Linked DNA regions of Homo sapiens: region 2 is linked to region 1. Evidence: chromatin contacts called from ENCODE Hi-C data. All regions are on one chromosome and are shown on one strand. Each heading gives the region's core, a stretch centred on a gene start or an enhancer-like site at or near the end of the contact. The rest is flanking DNA. Distances are from core to core; before and after follow the strand shown. Region 1 overlaps PARM1 (prostate androgen-regulated mucin-like protein 1). Region 2 has its middle 15 kb from the start of LINC02562.

The links. Hi-C counts contacts between places; a loop is a spot of excess contacts on that map. Pooled maps may share reads with other maps.
Region 2: a map with no recorded cell type shows a loop between it and region 1 (6-fold over the local background). The contact joins two enhancer-like sites. A Hi-C loop is called at or near these places in 7 of 37 single-sample maps with no recorded cell type and 4 of 50 pooled maps.

What each region holds. Positions count from the first base shown.
Region 1 is chr4:75,003,190-75,007,202 of GRCh38, forward strand. All of the region lies in intron 1 of PARM1 (prostate androgen-regulated mucin-like protein 1), which reads left to right. Among named protein-coding and RNA genes, the nearest start is that of PARM1-AS1, 35 kb to the left of the region's middle. Within about 2 kb of position 2,007, at least 6 of the 41 ENCODE cell types and tissues checked have a DNase peak (open chromatin) inside an H3K27ac peak, as active enhancers do.
Region 2 is chr4:75,097,626-75,101,187 of GRCh38, forward strand. No RefSeq gene overlaps it. Among named protein-coding and RNA genes, the nearest start is that of LINC02562, 15 kb to the left of the region's middle. Within about 2 kb of position 1,851, at least 4 of the 41 ENCODE cell types and tissues checked have a DNase peak (open chromatin) inside an H3K27ac peak, as active enhancers do.

The sequences.
Region 1 (4,013 bases), core at 757-3,256:
GCATTTGGGATTTCAGACATTCGTTGGCGTCCTTGCTCAGCTCGGCTTCCTTCTGGTGTGACCACTATAGTCCCTCCCATCCTAGAAGCAGTAAGTTTAAGGGACTGACAAAGACAGATGTTGCATCTAAGGAAAAAAAAAAAAAAGAAAAATGGCATATTTTTCTCCCAGGAAGTACAGCATTCTTCACAAATGTTATTCTTTCATTAGAATTCACAGCACCGTGGGGAGCCTGCTGATATGATTAGAACTGATTTTATGGATGGAGAAATTGAGTCATTCACCAGGTCTGCAGGTTGTGATTCAGTGGCTAGAAAACAGAAGCTCTTTCCTCTTTTTGGATTGAATTATGTCTCATTTCCATAAGCAAAATACTCAGGAGAATATGGCTTTCCTACTTCAAGCAAGTATCTTCTTAGACACAGTTTGATGGTTTTGGGGCATACACATTCTGTTTTGACATATGATAGCTTTCAAATACCATATGGTTGGACCACACTCTAATTAGGAATGGTTTTGTAGATGTTAGATGAGCCTTCTGGAGCATTGGGTGCCCTCAGCAGAGCCCACCAAAGACAACTTGGGAAACTGTGTAGGTGCGAAACTTTTGTAGGTCCCTAACAGTGGCTCAACCTAAAACACACTGAAACCTAGCTTTGAAATGTAAATAAATAATTATCATTTTAACATTCTCTCTCTCTCTCTCTCTTAAATACCTGCTGAAATTCAATTCATTCAATGTAAAGATGTTAAAACTAGCCTGTGTTTGCCCCAGCTGATAGGTGGTCACCAAAAGCTGGTGACCTTGGTCTAGATCATGCATAAAGAAAGGAAATCCCTGCAGTCTCCAAAGTAAAAACAAGCAAACAAATATAACAAAAGTCTGTCTGGAGGCCCATCCACAATTTTGTGTTAACAGGTCATTTTCATGGAGCTTGCAGACAAATCACAGGGAGGACACATTTCTGCTATCATGACTCAGCATATAAGCTAGAGAACATTTCTGTTTTCAAAGGGTAGAAAATCCATGTTTCTACTCAATGAATATTTATTGAGCACTTTCTCTGTGCCAGGCACTAAGACACAAAGAACAAGTTTAGTTTTTATTATCAGGGCTCCTAGCCTGAAGGGGTACAAGCCTGGAGAAAGACTATGGCTCAACATGATGTGTGCTGTCATTAGAGTCTGTGTGAAGTGAGGTGGCTGCACACAGGAGGAAGTGTCTATCAAGTTGCAGAATATTTCATAGAGAAGGTAAGGCTCTGGATTTCTCAGAACTGGGATGGCAAGAGGGTAGACATGGAGAGCAGAGTCAGGGTAGAAAGAGCAGCAGTGCAAAGGCAGGGAGGCAGATGGCCATGGGATACTCCAGGAGCTTACAGGGATTCAGACTGACAAGACCGCACTGCTCATGAGGGGTAAACTGGAGAGACTGTGAAAGGTGGCATGTCTTGTGCCAAGGAGCTCAGGTTTTATCCCAAAGACAGTAGGAATCCTGTGATCAGATTAAAGGGAAGGGGAAGGGTTCATACAGTCTAATAACTTTTAAAAAGTCACTTAGTTGCCCACACTAGGGAATGTACTAGAAAAGATAGAAGCAAACTGGTTACCAACTGCCTCCAAGGAGACATGGAGCCCAAACTTCAAAAACACCTTTGCATTTCCCAATTCAATACTATAGAATCATTAAAAAGCTGGTGGTTAAAAGTTAAACAGTGTTGCATTCAAGCTTCAGCTGTACCGTGTGCTAGCAGTGTGACCTTAGGGAAATTACTGAACTTTTCTGAGCTTCTGTCTTATCATCTGTGAAACCGAGATAACAATGGTGCCTACCTCACAGAGGTTATATTTCAATTAAATAAGATGATGTATGTAAAGCGCTCAGTACACTTGTTAATATATGTGTTAAACAGTCCCACTGGCCTTTTCAGCAGTTCACGATGGTGGCCGTAACAGGTGGAGAAACTGGTAGCAATTACTCAGCACACAGACCTTCAGCAGCTGTGTGGCCTCTGCCAGGCGACCACAAGCAATGCTCCCGGCTGACTTGGCAGCAGCAGGAAAGGGCTTGACTGCATTTTGATCAAGTTTCACCAAGTTTGCCAAAGCTTTGCCACATGTTTTCTCACGTGCTTGACAAGCTGAGAGCAGGGAAAGACATGGCCAGGGACAGAAAAAAAGAATAGGTGAGCAACACAGAAAATCAGGCTGTCTGCAACTCTGCCACTGGCCCAGGTTGTTGCTCATGGAATCCAGGAAAAGGTGACAGAGTTCAGGGCACTCACTGCCCATATTCCTGACACCCAGTCAGGTCAGGAGGCACAGAAGGCAGACTCTCTACGCTACAATGCCTCTACCTCCTCTCAGCACCATAAGAACTCACCTGCATGTCCCAACAATCAGCCCCCCACATCCCTCCTAGCAGGTCTAGAAACTGAGGACCAAGCCAAACACTAGCTCTTTTAAATATCAAATGGATGTAAACTATAATAGTGGTCTCCCCATAGAGGACAATACACGTGGAAACATATAGTTTTCTATCCAACCAAGAATCTGGTTTTCTTCAGAGAAACAATCCGTCAGCTATTCTTGCAGCAAAAAAGCTTGAACCTGACCAGACTTCAGGAACCACTGCTATCTGTAAACTTACAAGGAGGAATTCCAGATTGAACTGGTTATCAGGCTTTTAGGCTGCACACATGGGCTAAGTCTAAGAGATGCCCTTCCCTGAATCTGTCCCTTTCATGTCTGTGGGCCTGTCACTGCCCCAGCAGGACACACCATCTCTGGCAATGTCACTGTGTTTTGAAACAATGCTCATTCACCTCTAACTGAGAAAGTAATGGGTTCAGTTTCTTCATCATATCTTCTCAAGGAAATACTAATACTAATTATTTTCTTCAAAGAAAAGTGGCTGTGTTTTGGGTGGGAAGGTGTATGGAGGCATGACTTTTTAATTTTTTTTTATTATACTTTAAGTTGTAGGGTACATGTGCACAACTTGCAGGTTTGTTACATATGTATACATGTGCCATGTTGGTGTGCTGCACCCATTAACTTGTCATTTACATTAGGTATATCTCCTAATGCTATCCGTCCCCCCTCCCCCCACCCTACGGCAGGCCCCGGTGTGTGATGTTCCCCATCCCTTGTCCAAGTGTTCTGATTGTTCAATTCCCACCTATGAGTGAGAACATGTGGAGTTTGGTTTTCTTTCTTCGTGATAGTTTGCTGAGAATGATGGTTTCCAGCTTCATCCATGTCCCTACAAAGGACATGAACTCATCTTTTTTTATGGCTGCATAGTATTCCATGGTGTATCTGTGCCACATTTTCTTAATCCAGTCTATCATTGATGGACATTTGGGTTGGTTCCAAGTCTTTGCTATTGTGAATAGTGCCACAATAAATATACATGTGCATGTGTCTTTATAGCAGCATGATTTATAATCCTTTGGGTACATACCCAGTAATGGGATGGCTGGGTCAAATAGTATTTCCAGTTCTAGATCCTTGAGGAATCGCCACACTGTCTTCCACAATGGTTGAACTTAAATGTTAGACCTAAAACCATAAAAACCCTAGAAGAAAACCTAGGCAATACCATTCAGGACATAGGCAGGGGCAAGAACTTCATGACTAAAACACCAAAAGCAATGGCAACAAAAGCCAAAATTGACAAATGGGATCTAATTAAACTAAAGAGCTTCTGCACAACAAAAGAAACTACCATCAGAGTGAACAGGCAACCTACATAATGGGAGAAAATTTTTGCGATCTACCCATCTGACAAAGGGCTAATATCCAGAATCTACAAAGAACTTAAATAAATTTACAAGAAAAAATCAAGCAACCCCATCAAAAAGTGGGCGAAGGATATGAACAGACACTTCTCAAAAGAAGACATTTATGCAGCCAACAGACACAGGAAAAAATGCTCATCATCACTGGCCATGAGAGAAATGCAAAACAAAACCACAATGAGATACCATCTCACACCAGTTAGAATGGTG
Region 2 (3,562 bases), core at 601-3,100, 94 kb after region 1:
TTTAGTCCATTTACATTCAATGTTATTGATAAGTAAGGACTTATTCCTGCTATTTTGTTATTTCTTTTCTGGCTGCTTTGTGGTCTTCCTTCATTCTTTAATTCTTGTCTTTCTCTAGCAAAGATGATTTTCTCTGGTGATATGATTTCGTTTCTTGCATTTTATTTTTTGTGTATCCATTGCATGTTTTTGGTTTGAGGTATACATGAGGCTTGCAAATATTATCTTATAACCCCCTATTCTCACCTGACAAAGACATTATTTCCATAAACAAACAAACAAGCAAAAATAAAACTAATAAAAACTCATCTTAACTTTGTCCTCCTGCTTCTTAACTTTTTGTTGTTTCTATTTATAACGTATTGTACTGACTATGTACTGAAAAGTTGTTGTACTTATTTTTGATTGGTTCATTGTTAGTCTTTCTACTTGAGTTGTTTATACACCAATATTAGTGTTCTAATATTCTGTGTTTTTCTGTGCGCTTACTATTACCAGCAAATTTTGTACTTTCAGATGTTTGCTTATTGCTTATTAATGTCCTTTTCTTTCTGATGAAAGTACTCCCTTTAGCATTTCTTGCAGGACAGGTCTGGTACTGGTGAAATCTCTTGGCTTTTCTTTGTTTGGGAAAGTCTTTATTTCTCCTTCATATTTGAAAGATATTTTCATCAGACATGGTGTTCTAGAGTAAAAGTTTTTATTTTTCCTTCAGCACTTTAAATATGTCATGCCACTCTCTCCTGGCCTATAAAGTTTCCACTGAAAAATCTACTGCCAGACGTATTACAGCTCCATTGTATGTTATTTGTTTATTTTCTCTTACTGCCTTTAGGATTCTTTCTTAATCCTTGACTTTGAAAGTTTGAATATTAAATGCCTTGAGGTAGTCTTCTTTGGATTAAATCTACTTGGTGTTCTATAACTTTCTTGTAGTTGGATAGTGATATCTTTCTCTAGGTTTGGGAAGTTCTCTGTTATTATCCCTTTGAATAAACTTTCTACCTCTGTCTCTTTCTTTCTCTCCTCTTTAAGGTCAATAACTCTTAGATTTGCCCTTTTAAGGCTATTCTCTAGATCCTATAGGCATGCTTCATTCTTTTTTATTATTTTTTCTTTTGTCTCCTTTGACTGTATTTTCCAGTAGCCTGTCATCAAGCTAATTCTTTATTCTGCTTTATCCATCCTGTTATTAAAACATTCTGATGCATTCTTCAGTATGCCAATTGCATTTTTCAGCTCCAGAATTTCTTCTTGATTCCTTTACATTATTTAAGTCTCTGTTAAATTTATCTGATAGAATGCTGAATTCCTTCTCTGTGTTATATTGAATTTCTTTGAGTTTCCTCACACAGCTATTTTAAATTATGTATCTGAAAGGTCACATAGCTCTGTTTTTCCAGGATTGGTCCTTGGTGCCTTATTTAGTTTATTTTGTGAGGTCATATTTTCCTGGATGGTGTTGATGCTGGTAGATGTTCTTTGGTGACTGGGCATTGAAGAGTTAGGTATTTATTATAGTCTTCATTGTCTGGCCTTATTTGTAGCCATCCTTCTTGAGAAGGCTTTCTAGCTATTTGAAAGGACTTGGGTGTTGTGATCTAAGCTGTTTGTACTTTAGAGGTTACCCCAAGCCCAGTAACACTGTGGTTCTTACAGACTAATAGAGGTGCTGTCTTGATGATCTTAGACCAGATCCAGGAGAATTCCTTGGATTACTAGGCAGAGATTCTTGTTCTCTCCTCTTACTTTTTCTCAAACATACAGAGTATCTCTCTCCTTTCTGAGCCACCTAAAGCTGGGGGTGGAGTGACACAGGAACCCCTGCGGCCACCACTACTATGACTGTATTAGGTCAGACCTGAAACCAACATAGTGCTGGGTCTCGCCCAAGGCCTGCTGTAACCACTTCCTGATTACCCCTTATGTTTGCTCAAGGCCCTGGGGCTCACAATCAGCAGGTGGCAAAGCCAGCCAGGTGTGTGCCCTTCCCTCAAGGCAGTGAGGTCCTCAGGTCCCGGGTAAGTCTAAAGGTGCCACCTAGGAGTCAGAGACTAGAGTCAAAAACCTTAGAAGTCTACCTGGTATTCTTTATATTGAAGATCACAAAACTCAGTCCTTCCCACTCTTCCCTCCACTTTACAAAGGCAGAGGAGCCTCATCCCAAGCTGCCACACGTTCTCTTAGTCAGCTTGTGGTGAATGCTGCCTGGCCTAGGACTCACACTTCAGGGCAATTGGTTCCCCTCTGCCCCAGGGCTGGTCTAGAAATACCATCCAAGAGTTAAGTCCTGGAATTGGGGTCCCTAAGAGCCCACTTGGTACTCCACCTCTGTGGCAGTGTTGGTACCTAAGGTGCAAGACAAAGTTCCCTTTACTTTTCCCACTGCTTTTCTCAAGCAGGAGTTTTGCCCCACAGCCACCACAGCTAACTTTAGCTGAGTGTCACCTAAAGCCAGCAAATCTCAGAGGCTCACCAAGGCCCTCAGTGTTGTACCTGGGTATTGTTGCTTGTTATTCAGGATGCAAGGGCTTTTTGATTAGCAGGGGATAAATGCTGGCAGGACTGTGTCTTTTTCTTTTATGTAGCAGTTCATTCTGGCCCAGGGTGTGTCTAGAAGTGTTATCTGGGAGTTAGGGCCTGGAATGGGAGCCTCATGACTTTGACTAGTGCCCTATCCTGCTGTGGCTGAGCTGGTATCCAAAATGCAAGACAAAGTCCTCCCCACTTCCCCCTCTCCTCTCCTCAAGTGGAAGGATAGGGTCTCCTTTGGAGCCATGAGCTGTGCAGCCTGGGGTTAGTGGAGGGGTAAGGCCAGCACTCACTTGACTGCCCCAGCTAGTGTCTCAGTATGCTGCTTGCCCCCTAGTCCATTGTCCCTGGGCCTAGTTCAGCCCTGGGATTCATCTAAGAGTTGCAGTCCTTACGGCCTAGACTGTCTTTCAAGTTTACTTAGAGACCCAGAGCCCTTTGGCCCTCAGTGGTGAGTTTTGCAGGCACTTAAGTTCTGACTGCTGGGATCAGTGTTTTCCCTCTGACTAGCACTGGTTTAAATGCTCCCTGTGTGGGTGGGCATCAGCTGAGTCTGATCTGGGTTTTTCTGTCTGCTCTAACAGAGCAGCACTGAGTTCAGTGCCTCACAATTGCTGTGTTCTTCCCCAAGTGCCCAGAAACACTCTCTGCCCCACTCTGCTGCTGCCAAAGGGGAGGGAAGGGGTTGTGTCACCGATTCAGGACTGTTTTGTCTATCTCCTTAGAGCCTCTTTCAGCGTTAAAAAGTTAAAACCAAGTATATAAGTGCTTACCTGATTTTTGGCTCTTATGAAGGTGTTTTTTCCGTGTAGATAGTTGTTAACTTGGTGTACTTACATGGAGGATGATCAGTGGAGCTCTCTATTCCACCACCTTGCTCCACCTTTCTCTCATTTATGCTCACTTTGGCTGTGGTATAGATAATGGGTTCAAGGTGGGAAAGACTGAAAGAGGGAAGAACCCCTAGATAGCTATTAACGATGGTCCAGGGAAAGATCATGGAGGTTAGTGGAGTAGACAGACCAGGTGT